2 separate regions of the Homo sapiens genome follow, and region 1 is linked to region 2. The links are chromatin contacts, found by Hi-C or POLR2A ChIA-PET in ENCODE. All regions are on one chromosome and are shown on one strand. Each heading gives the region's core, a stretch centred on a gene start or an enhancer-like site at or near the end of the contact. The rest is flanking DNA. Distances are from core to core; before and after follow the strand shown.

Region 1 (6,383 bases), core at 3,587-6,086, 130 kb before region 2:
TGATTTCACCATCAATACTCACATTAAGAACCTCATCTCACTTTCCCACAAGGTATTGCATGACAAATTTTGCCCATTTCTAATTAGTTCCCTGCCCAGACCCCAAAGCCTCATTTCTTGATTTTGAAACATTATTAAACCCTATCAAGGTGGTGTTTTCCCTTGCTGCAGGTAAGTTTAACAAACTCAGCTTTGCTTGATCATAGCTCTTTCTGGTGGTCTTTGGGAGGAAATGACCAGCGACAATGTGCCAGTCAAACCAAAGAAGCATACCATTAAACTCTGATTAAATCAAGGGTAGGTAATATTTCCATAACTGTTCAAGTGTTCTGATAGTAACAGTCTGTGGACTTTGTCAACATAACTAAAATCAGGATCAATATGAAGGGGGAAAATAAAAACTTTAAATATTTGTGAAGGATTTAGTCTATACTTTGAAAAAATCTGAAAAGCAACAAGAAACAGTAAGGTGACAACTTACCCCCAAAACAAAACAAAACAAAAACTTTAGATACAAAAAATGAACAAGAAAATAAATTAAAAGAAAAACTCCCATCACCACAGTGAAAATATTAACAGTAATTAAAATTATTGAATAAGAAAAGACATACCTTGTCCTTGGATACGAAGACTTACTTAATATTTTTAAAAACCAATTCTCCCCTCAATTGATTTATTAAAGTTGATGAAATTGCAGTCTAAACTGTAATTTCTTCCAACGAGCAGACACGAGACAGGAGGCAGAAGAAGAGACACACAAATCCACAGAACAAAAATGGAGCCAGTCACAGATGAGAGTACAGCATATGCGCAAGATGGCGGTACAGATAAATGGGCAATTATTGGCAAATAATCGCAAGTAATGGCAAGTAACTTGGCAACTTTAAGATTTCAAAACAAAAAAATTTCTCATGATTTAAGAATTTGAATTAAAAAAACACAAAAGAATTAGAATTTAACATAGGTGAAGGGTTTTATGGACTCAATATATATATCTTTCCAAAAATGACATGAAACTCAGAAGCCATAAAAGCGAACATGGTTATACTTGGACATGTAACAATCATACACATTCTTATAACAAAAACAAAGTTGAAAAGTGTGTAAAAAATAGCTATAATGGTTGACAATCCAAATCTTATTTCCCGAAATAGTAAATGAGCTCTTCGAAATCAGGAAGAGACTAAATCCTCCTCCCACCCACAAAATTGGACATAAAGAAGAAATTAAAAAATACAGATGGCTAATAAACATGAAAAAATGACCAAACTCAAAAACAAAAGAGATACAATTTAAGACAATAGTTTGGGTGATCACATTGGCAAAAATGTTAAATATTTATAAAATCCATTGTCTGTGAGGCTGTAGGAAAGCTGGCAATCTCATTCATTGCCATTTGAAGATAAAGTTGTTAACCACATTTTTGAAGGCAATCTTGCAATAATTTTCAAAATATAAATATAAAGTGTGCACATACTTAATCCCAGTAATTCAACTGATAAGTAATTTATTATGATATTATAGACAAATGCAAAATTACTGATATATAGGGAGGTTCATTGCACAGAAATTTGGTGCTAACATAAATATCTATGAGTGAGAAATGCTTAAAACATTTAATTATATTTTATCTACAAAACATTCATGTCGTCATTCAACAAATGACACAGATGTGTATGTACTACTGAAAAAGAAAAAGGCCATTGAATAAGGGCTGTTAAATGAAAGAGGTGATTTGCAGAAAAATGTGTTACAATATGGCCACACACGTGGATCCTTCCCCATAATGGCTTGTGTGTTTGTGTGCATCTATCCACTAAAAGAATGCATGTAGTTCACTTAATAGAGGAAAACTATAGGGACAGAATTGGAAGAGAGGAGGGCATTTAATTTATATATTATTTAAATATGCTTTGAATTTTTGAAAAAAAATCATGCAGTTTCTTTTTAATATAGTCTGTATTTTTCAGTTTACCATGTGGCAAATGAAAATTATAAATGTATATTTATGGGAGCACTGAGCAATTCCACCATTTTGAGCATCTTGTGTAATATTATATCCTCTACTGAGGCTCCTGGGATTGAGTCAAGTGGCAGCAAGGGAAACAGTCACCATGCCCAAATTAAAGTCTCATCGATGATATCCCAACATGAGCATTTCTCAGTTAAGCATTTCTTATCTGCAGGAGGCATCCACTGCAACACAGGAAAGAGAAGAGTCTCCATGCGGAAGGAAGACTGTGTCATTGTTTTGGTGAAGCTGGCAGTAGAAGGAATGGCACCAACTCAACAAATCCACCTCTTTGTGGCCATCACCTGCAAGGACACAGTGGGGAAAAGTGGCAAAGGTGAGAAACACATTTCCTAAGGAGTCATGGGGGTATGAAATTCCTCTTTAATCTTCCCCCTACTTGTGCTAGAACAAATATACCCAGAGTACACAGAGAAAATCTCATTTCTAGCACCTGGGTCCATGATGAGGCCAAAACAATGACATTAAAACTTCCTCATGTCCAGGATGCCAGATATTGGTGCTGCTTTTTCTCCTTTTGCTGGGCTCAAAAGTAATAGCCATCAACAACCTTGGGTTTCATGTCTGTCTCTTCCCATCTGGTTTCTTAAAGCTCTAGGTCATTCATTGATTTGATCAGTTATTTCAGACCAGTTTGTCAAACTTCCAGTCTAACAGTTATGGAGAGGCTACTGTGTCTTCTGTGTACAACAATTTTCTAGCATCACAATGGATCAAGCCATGAAGGAGTTCAGTTTACTAGATGAGAGAAGTTATGGAAATCCTTCATATTAACAGTAAATGTACTGAGATGTAGAAAAGCCACGAAGGTATATAAGAAAAGCTGCATCTCTTAACATATTATGAAATCTTAGAATCAATTAGAATGTAATCAAACATCATCAATATTCGGAAAATTAACAGCTCAATTTCTACTAAGACATGGCTTCTCCCAGAAAGCAAGGACTATTTTAACTAACATCTTACCTTTAGTGGGTGGTCTAGGCAATGCATAGGTGAGGAGGCTTTTTGTCTAAGGGGTGTTGTTTTGGGAATTTGCTGATAACATTCACTCCCAGAAGAGTTCCCAGGAAGTCATCTTCTGAGGTTTAAAAAAAAAAAAAAAAAAGAAAGAAAAAAAAGAAAAAAGAGAAACACCACTTCCAATGAAACAAGCAATGCAGCTGGAATCTGGAAATTCCTTCTCTGCTACTCTTTAATATTGATTTAATTTGGAATCTACCCCTTACTTACACAGTTCTGAAACCATAACCATCTAGTCCACAACTACACATTTCAATGTCAGCACACTGCATCAGGGACCTTCTCTCTTGCGCATTTCCAGACCCGACTAGATCACCTGAATCCCACTGAAAGTTATGTCTCTTTCTGTTTTAAAATCATTTGTCTTCTACTGCTTAGTTGGTCAGGTTATTCACAAAATTACTCAAGACAATCTACTTATACATCTTTTTTCAATAAAAGTTTATTGAGAACCTGTTCTATGACAGGCAATCCACAAGGTGCTTGTATCACGAAAAAAAGAACTGAAAAAATATCTGGACATAAGAAATTAAAAGTCCACTGGATGAATCAATCATATAAATAAAGAGCTGACACATAATGGTCTTATGGAGGCAGATTCAGTTTTGGGCTCGGATTGCCGAGGAAGACCTGTTGTGACCACTCGTCTTTAACTCCCCAGAACTGTATCCACCCTCAGCTGGCTCTCAGATGGGTTTTCATGCTATTTAACTGGAAACAAATGTCATCAAACTCAAGAAGAGCAAGATCTATTAACTCCTTCCATCCTAGGCCTGTTTCCTATAAACATGCAGTTCCCTGCCCACATACCTGCAAGGGTGTCCAAGAGACCACAGGTAGGCATGGAGAGCCACTGACCAGGGAGTAGGTTGTCAGCTCATTCTCTGGAGTTTTCTTTAATTCATTCTTTTGCTTCCTGACAAGTCAATAAACAAATTTAGTAATATTTATCACAATGTGGTAGCTTACAATTCTATTTTCAAACATACTTTCCCCAACATAATTTTAGCTAATATTTCTAAGACAGGTATTTTATAAATGTTGTTTTTATCGTATCTGAAAGTTAAGGCAAGGGCATGGACAGTTTTGCTTCCCTAGGGGCTCTATCATCACCTGACATAAAAGAAAAAGAGAAAAAATAACATTTTAAGAAAAAAAATGCAACTAAAATACATACATCTGTATGTTAATATAAAATACACACACACACACACACACACACACACAATCTAATTTAACAATGAAACATTCAGGAAGAATGGGTATCCTGTGCTGGGAAAACACGGAGGTTGCTAAGCCCTTTGTGTGTCACGTGCACAGGCTTCAAATACGCACTGCCCTCCCTTTACCCTATAAGGTCCAATGGACACAGAGAGTGGCCAGCTAATGACTACGTTAGTAAGATAAAATATTCCCATTCTATTAAGACTGAGTGTTATAAAACAAAATTTGTACCATTATATACAGAGCAATACGATCATGGTCTATTAGCACCCAGTGAAGCCCAAGGAAAGCTTCTAAGAATTCCACTGGTGAAGGACATGTTTCTAGCTCAACAACTTTCATAAGACCATCTTCACAAAATATACATTTCAATAATTTCTAAGTATCTGGAAAGGTTGGATTAAACTAAGGTACTCTTTTTTAAAATAATAGTCTAAAATTTGGCCCAAAACAATAATCTAGTGAAAGGCAATATTTATGTGCAATAATCAGGACTATCCTAACCACTCTTCATTTAAAAGACATACATAAATAAAATATCTTGATCTATGATTTGGAAGAAAGCATGTAATACAAAATCATTTTCAACAGCACCAATATAACTAGAAAGTCTAGATATGATAAAATGATGTAACTCTATTCAGAATAGCCTCATAACAGTGGCTTACATGTGATTTACTGATCTCAGCCCTGTTGATTACCTAAGGGACAAATGTAAAACTGTGCATATCTCAAACAGATGTGCTAATAACCTCTGAAGCCATCTGCAAAACAATCCATCATAAATTTTACCAAATGTATTTACAGGTTTTCTTCAATTGTCCTGTCCCTGTCAACCATTAAGATATCTTGAAATTACAGATTCATGTAAAAGTGTAATGTCTTAACTTTACAAAAAAAGTTAAGCCAAGAACATATAATAGTTAAAACGTGCATTTGTCTTCTGAATAAAAACATACTGATACAAGGCTACTGTTTTAATTCACTCTGTTGTCTCCTGACAAGTTAATAGACACATTTAGAAATATTTATCACAATGTGGTAGCTTACGATTCTATTTTCAAACATACTTTTCCCAAAATAATTTTAGCTAACTTTTCTAAGACAGATATTTTATAAATGTTTTTATCACATCTACATCTTTTATCATAGAATAGCATACATGTAGTAGCTCTAGATAATCTGAGTCCAATAGAACTTTCTGTGGCAAAAGAAGTGTCTTATAATTCTATTCTGTAATATCAATTATGTTGATAATACATGGTGTAGAGTAACTTGAGAAAAATCACTAAATGGGTAAAGAGTGCAATCAGCGTGTTTCAGCCTATCACTAACTGTGTTAGGGACAAGTTCTCATTTTATTTAATATAGTATCTTCAAGATAGAGAGCACCTTTTCAATGATTAGGAGAGATATAAAATAAAAATAAAGATAGTATTACTTACAGGTCCTGAGGGGTATATGGCATGCCTGGAGTCCACACGCAGAGGTCAGGGAGCGAGAGAGAGAGAGGGAGAGAGAGGGAGAGAGAGAGAGAGAGAGAGAGAGAGACACCCAGGGGCCAATGCCCTTATTGGGTCAAGGGTACTATTCAAACAGGTTTTCTGTGGAGACTTTTAAGTGGTGGGTTTAAAGCAAGCAGGCAAGAGTTCCCTGGGGTCACACTGTGACTGGGAGGTGGACACTGGTTCCATGAGGGGTGTGGGGTTCCAGGGTCTTGTCAAGTAGATTGCATCAAGCTGTCCCATGATGAAGTGGTCCAAAGGAGGCAGTTGGATAAGGCAGCTATCTGGACCAATCACACTGAGGAACGAGAAGGAGGTGTAGAACTGGAAACTGTGCAAAAGTGAGTAAGCCTTGCTTCTGGTATAACAAAGTTAAACTTATACTCAAGATGGATGCCGAGGCAACATAAAATTATAAGAATTCACTACATGCTTCCAATGCCCATACCCAAAAGGACACACTGCTCAGGCCTCAGGGACATTCTCTCAATCACACATCTCATTCTAGCCCAATTTCATCTTCATTCCCAAAAAGGAGAAACTGTTCAAACATTCTTGATATCCAATACCTTTCTGCTATAAGCTAAGCAGAGAAATGT
Region 2 (6,629 bases), core at 107-2,606:
TTACCTTCTTATTCACCATTCCTCCTTCATAATAACGACTTATAGGCAAAGCAAAAGCACCTACTCATAGAATGTCAATCACAGATAATGAAAGACCCATCAATCATACAAGCAAAAAATAGAGTACAGAATAATGTGAGATTAGAGATGTGATTCAAAAATTGCATGGTGTTTAGCAAATCTTTTAATCTCCGTGGGGCTCAGCATCAAAAACTATATAATGCCAATTTCATCACCTTAACTGAATCTAAGAGTCAAAATTAAATCTCCACCTACGTCTTGTAAAGATACAGCAAAGGGTTAACTTAATTAAAAGTAGAATTAAATTAATCTCTGGAAATGTAACTTAAGCATTCTGCTAAATATATAAATTACGTCTCCTCTCAAACCAATGTCTCAGCCACAAACTAGCAATTTCTCAATTATATGCCAAATGGAGAAGCTGCCTCAGTGACAGAAACATGCTCATGAAACTTTCATATAGGGTTGGAACCGGGTGATGCAAGCAACAGGGTTAAAAAAAAAAAGAGCATAGGAGCTCCTAAGTACTTATTCTCTTGAAATGATCACTTGAAATGCATAGTAGAAATAAGCAAAGGTGTGGCTGGGTACGGTGGCTCACGCATGTAATCCCAGCACTTTGTGGGGCTGAGGCGGGTGGATCACTTAGAGACCAACCTGGCAAACATGGCAAAGCCTGTCTCCACAAAAGCATACAAAAATTAGCCGGGCATGTTGGCACATGCTTGTAATCCCAGCTACTCTGGAGGCTGAGACAAGAAGTGCTTGAATGCAAGAGGCGGAGGTTGCGGTGAGCCAAGATCATGCCAAAGATGAGACATACCAATGCAGTGAACATAGAACACACTCTACAAAACATTAACTGTACTAAAGGATCTAGAACCAACTTCCTTGTATTGCACTGGAAAAACCTACAACACGCCATTATCCTTAACCTGTACTGATAGGAAAAACCATGTGAAATTTAGAGTCTAAGAATTTATGTTTTGAGTATTTGTATCCTGAGTCCTTAGACTGACAGTAAGGCTGGACTTCAGAGTAATCACGTTGAGCTTTACTTCATCATGCTCAGTAAACACAGCTCATCACAAATCCAGCCCAGGTCTTTCCCAATGTCTTTCCCATCAACTAGTAAAAATACGTAAAAAAATAAATTCCTGCAGATAGTGTATCTCTACCCATAAGGACAGTCCCTGGCCTGGAAGAATAAATGATAAGAGTTTTATGTGACAATGGATATAAAACAACAGTAACAACAACAGTGTCATTCAAAGCACACAGAATTAAGGGGAATTATGAAGAAAAAGACACACACAGCAATCTACATGAAGGAAACAAACGCGGGCGCGCATACACACACACACACACACACACACACACACACACACACAGAGAGAGAGAGAGAGAGAGAGAGAGACAGCAATCTGCCAGTCGGGTCTCACAGAGCTAAATACAATGACTATTTCCACTAGCAAACTGTCCAAAGAACTGAAACAGAAATACACTAATGCCACCACAGATACTATCGACAACTTGCTATTCTCCCCAATAATTAAATGTAAACCAATTTTAGGACTAGAGTACACTGAAAACATGCATCAAAAAATTCTAGAGTTAAGTGTAAACAAATGGTATAGAAAGACAGAGGACAGACAAATAAAATCAAGGCTGGCACAACGTAAGAAACACAAAGTCCAAAGAAAGGATTCTGAAGGAGGTCTAAACTACTAACTTCTCTGACAAGAAACCAAAGTAGCACAGTAATGCAATCCAGATTTTCTCATGAGAACCCACACTATTATTCCTGATACATATCTCCGAAACATGAAATCATAGATTTCAGGAACTGTATCATTTCAACTCAATTTTTGCTACCAAAGAACAAATGATGTAACATAAAATGAAAATATCTATACAAACAAAACATCCAAAAGACAGGAAACAGCCCGAACAATTCAGATGTACAACCTAACCCTCAAGGTCACTGTATTCTCATTAGTTCAACAGAAAATGATTCACATTAACTAAACATCAAGTTCAAATGTGAGCCTCCTTCTTGATTCTTGGGCACTTAGTATGGACCTCGCTTTTTAAGTTGAATCGGCTCAGCAAAGCAAATTAACCCAGCCAAGTTTTTCCTACTAATCATTTCTACACTGTACTAGTTCTTAAAACTCATGGGCAAGCAGGCATTGTGAAAAAGGATTCCAGTGACCCACACAGATGATACTGAAAGTGGAAGAGCTAGAAGAACTGTTTCTCCATGTCTGCAACCCCCTTCTTATTGTACAACCACCTGATCCCTTTATCAACATATACTTCTACAACATTCCCCACCTCTTTACTTTATATTGGCTTAATAAATACATCCTTTGAACTTTATATCTCATTTTTTTCTTTTTTTTTCCAGACGGAGTCTCACTCTGTCACCCAGGCTGGAGTGCAGTGGCATGGTCTCGGCTCACTGCAACCTTTGCCGCCCAGGTTCAAGTGATTCTCCTGCCTCAGCCTCCTGAGTAGCTGGGATTACAGACACACACCACCAAGCTTGGGTAATTTTTGTATCTTTGAGACAGGGTATTGCTATGTTGGCCAGGCTAGTCTCAAACTCCTGATGTCAGGTGATCCACCCAACTCAGCCTCCCAAAGTGCTGGGATTACAGGCTTGAGCCACCATACCTGGTCTCAAATATTTCTATTGAATTAAATGTTCCCCATCTCACCATGCAAGAGAGGACTTCTCACTCCTGTAAACTCAAATAGCAGTTGCTGATTTCTATTTTTTTTTTTTACCTTGAGATGGGAGTCTCACCTCTGTCACTCAAGCTGAATGGAGTGCCATTGGCGCGATCTCGGCTCACTGCAACCTCCGCCTCCCGGGTTCAAGCAATTCTCCTGCCTTAGCCTCCTGCGTAGTTGGGATTACAGGTGCCTGCCACCACGCCAGGCTAATTTTTGTATTTTTAGTAGAGGTAGGGTTTCGCCATGTTGGCCAGGCTGGGCTCGAACTCCTGACCTCAGGTGATCCACCCGCCTCAACCTCCCAAAGTGCCGGGATTACAGGCATTTTAACAACAACCAAATAACCCCAAAACCATACCCAAAAATACACTGTAAATATCATCGCAAGGTAGTAAACAAGTGCTGGTAAACACTAAGTAACTCAAATGACCTCTATCTGGGAATGGCTGACTACACGGTATAAACGTATGGAGTCAGATATCAGATAGGCCTAGATTCTGATGAGATATTGTCATAAGGAAGTAACTATAAAATACCTAAAAACTTGTTTTCTAACATAAAAAAAATTAGTACCTGGCACAGTGGCTCACACCTACAATACCAGCTGAGGCAAGAGGATGGCATGAGGCCAGGAGTTCAAGACCAGTCTAAGCAACATAGTGAGATCCCAACTCTAAAAAAATTAGAAAACTAAAATTAGCCAGGCATGTTGACACGCGACTGTAGTCCCAGCTACTCTGGAGGATAAGGTGAAAGGATCGTTTGAGCTCAGGTGTTCAAGGCTGCAGTGAGTTATGTTAATGCCACTGAACTCCAGCCTGGACTGTGAGATACTGTCTCACTATACAAAAATTAGCAATGCTGCCTCATTCATTCACTTAATATTTCTTAAACATCTATTGTGTGATAGGCTCTGTACAAGTTAATCAACTGCACACAGCTGAAGAAAAAAGAAAAAAAAGCAACTGTCCTAAAAAACCAACAGTATTCATTTAAAGGCAGGTACTATACTCACTGTGTTCCATAATATATGCTCCATAAATATTATTCCTCCTCCTTCCTGGACATCACTTAGAACCCTAGAACTCTGGCACTTTTTTTTTTTAATCCGAGAGGTGGTCGTCTCATTTTTACACATCCTTGTTTCCATCTCACCAAATGCCTCTGCCTTCCGTGATCCAAGGATAAGTTTCCTTTTAGCTTTCGACAACGTACAACATGTAGAAAAAAAAAGGAACTCAGAATATCTATACAAATAAAAAAGGGTATCTGAGCAACTAGCAAAGTGCAATACTACACCTGCCATTTTTAAGTATTCAAAGTTTTCAAAACATTTTCTGCAGAAAATCTTGAAATCGAAAAGTCTAGTGAGGCACACTGACTGGATTTCAGAGTGTCATTTTTAAGCTCAAATTTTGAAATCATTATGTTCAGACAAGGTCCTGTGTCATCATGAACCTAGCCAAGGCCTCTGCAATATATGCTTATTTCTCTTTATAAGGTTATTTTACCTGAGCAGTTTACGTTTCTGTCCTAAAAGCACTTAATATGATTTTCAGCCTCGTTGTGACACTACTGAGTAGGATCCACACTGACGACACATCAAATTTTAGCGATCTGATTCTCTCTTCCTTTCAGAGGCATCAACTAAGTGGTCAAAAAATGGTATCGTATGACACTGAAAAAGTTACAACACAAATATCCTATTTCAGGCTCAGATGTCATTCTCCCACTACAAAAATCCCATGAAAATATACCTTGCTTTATTATATACTAAGCATTATTATGTGTATGGACAAGATGAAGAGAACTGAAATGCAATTATAAGACAGAATCAAGCAATGTATTAACTACCGGAAAACATGCATTTAAAAACTTCAACCCATGGCGGGGTGCGGTGGCTCACACCTGTAATCCCAGCACTTCGGGAGGCTGAGTTGGGCGGATCACCTGAGGTCAGGAGTTTGAGACCAACCTGGCCAACATGGTGAAACCCTGTCTCTACCAAAAATACAAAAATTAGCCAGGTGTGGTGGCCCACACCTGTAATCCCAGCTACTCAGGAGGCTGAGGCAGGAGAATCGCTTCAGCCCGGAAGGCAGAGGCTAAAGTGAGCCAAGATCACACCACTGTACTCCAGCTTGCGCAACAGAGTGAGACTCTGTCTCAAATAAATAAATAAATAAATCAAAACTTCAATCCATGGATTATAACTGACTACCTGCTGAAATCAGTGAAGGTAGTATCAGAGGTAAACATACCAGGTAAAGGGTGTTTTTGCTAATCTTTGAAATGAGATCATGAAAATCCTAGTCAAGCAGCACTATTTCACATAATTATCTATGTAAATCAGTTTCTACTTGTAATATTCTATTACAAGAATCTATAAAAAGCAAAATACCGGTATGTTAATAACAAACTTCTGAAATTTGACATCATAATTAAGGAATAATGAGTTCACAAAAGCAGGGAGCTCCCTAAGCAACTTTCAAAATCTTTTTAATTCCAAGCCAAGTTTACCTATCATATAAAAAGAGAATACCTCAAATACTTCATAACCTATTTTAAGGTAGCATAATTTTTATCCCAAAATTCTATTTGAAATTATTCTATAAGCTACAATGAAAGCATGTCAAACATGATATGCAACATGGATATATTTAAGGAGCCGGTTAATAAAATGTGTATCAGGAAATCAGAAAGTTGTTGACCAACCATGTTTTAGATGAGACATGTATGTATTTTCTTTTTTTTTTTTTTTTCTTTTTTTTTGAGACAGAGTTTTACTCTGTCGCCCAGGCTGGAGTGCAGTGGCGCGATCTCGGCTCACTGCAAGCTCCACCAGGTTCACACCATTCTCCTGCCTCAGGCTCCCGAGTAGCTGGGACTACAGGTGCCTGCCACCACGCCCGGCTAATTTTTTGAATTTTTTGTAGAGACGAGGTTTCACCGTGTTAGCCAGGATGGTCTCGATCTTCTGACCTCGGGATCTGCCTGCCTCGGCCTCCCAAAGTGCTGGGATTACAGGCATGAGCCACCGCGCCCAGCCACGTGTATGTAGTTTAATGCAAGAATGTAGGATGATTTTTAAGTAACATCAAGCATTAACTACCAAGAATGTTTTAAGACTGATATGTTGATGTGTGTCCCTAGTGGAAACACACAGAAGCTTAGACTAGCATTCCATAACAAAAGATTCACCACACTCAATTATACTATCTATATCCCAAGTTTTCTCCTATTATATCATCACAATCAGGATTCTCAAAAAGTCCAGGAAGCTCCAGACAAAAGAAAATGTATTATCACCAAGCAAAATAACTACAAGAAGCAAGCATCTTGCAGAATCTAGAGCTCTTATAACTTACCTTTAACTCATGTAACAGGCCATATTTAATTAAAAAGGTCCTGAAAACAGGTTTTCTTCAAATAGGCTGCATAATCACTCATGCCAAAATCTAAGGGCCATCCATACCAGCAAACCAATGCAAGGAGAAATGCTTCCCCTTCAAAAACAAACAAAGAAAAAAGTATAATTAGAAGTAGTTCCAGAGCAGTATGGGAAGAAATCACAGGTCTCTCTACATACTACCCCACGGTTTGTAGAGGAAAAGTGTTTGTCTTATCATCAGTCAATTTGTCTGAACTGAGAAGCTCTGTCTTGAAAGATCCAGGTAAAGTACTTTGGTTGTGGCTTTGGTAAATCAAGAAGTTTGTTTTAACATTTACAAATTCTGAAAACACTGATGTCACACCTGTATTATATCATCTCCTAAAGCAACTAAGGCTTCGCCTCTTTATTTTCCTTACCTGAGAGTGGCCATTAATCTGAGAAGCTATTCTGGCAGAGACCATATCAAGTCAGT

What was found. A loop is a pair of places that touch in the nucleus more often than their neighbours do. ChIA-PET counts read pairs that join two places held with the same protein, here RNA polymerase II (POLR2A). Pooled maps may share reads with other maps.
Region 1: a loop to region 2 is called in a pooled map of psoas muscle, with 2.3 times the contacts of the local background. The contact joins the promoter of IPW here to the promoter of PWAR5 in region 2. A Hi-C loop is called at or near these places in 4 of 168 maps with a recorded cell type or tissue (IMR-90, Right ventricle myocardium inferior, adrenal gland and 1 more) and 6 of 50 pooled maps. POLR2A ChIA-PET finds 5 or more read pairs at or near these places in 1 of 52 experiments (OCI-LY7).

The regions. Positions count from the first base shown.
Region 1 is chr15:25,114,998-25,121,380 of GRCh38, reverse strand. IPW (imprinted in Prader-Willi syndrome) reads right to left here and starts at 4,836. Exons shown (of 3, transcript NR_023915.1): 1 at 3,866-4,836; 2 at 2,999-3,113; 3 at 1-2,316. It overlaps SNHG14 (small nucleolar RNA host gene 14), which reads right to left. Exons shown (of 148, transcript NR_146177.1): 59 at 5,725-6,082; 60 at 3,866-3,971; 61 at 2,999-3,113.
Region 2 is chr15:24,979,587-24,986,215 of GRCh38, reverse strand. PWAR5 (Prader Willi/Angelman region RNA 5) reads right to left here and starts at 1,356. Exons shown (of 1, transcript NR_022008.1): 1 at 1-1,356. SNHG14 (small nucleolar RNA host gene 14) reads right to left here. Exons shown (of 148, transcript NR_146177.1): 13 at 6,574-6,629; 14 at 6,132-6,269; 15 at 3,779-4,441. PWARSN (Prader Willi/Angelman region RNA, SNRPN neighbor) reads right to left here and starts at 4,222. Exons shown (of 1, transcript NR_022011.1): 1 at 2,426-4,222. SNORD64 (small nucleolar RNA, C/D box 64) reads right to left here and starts at 1,116; the gene lies at 1,050-1,116. It also overlaps SNORD107.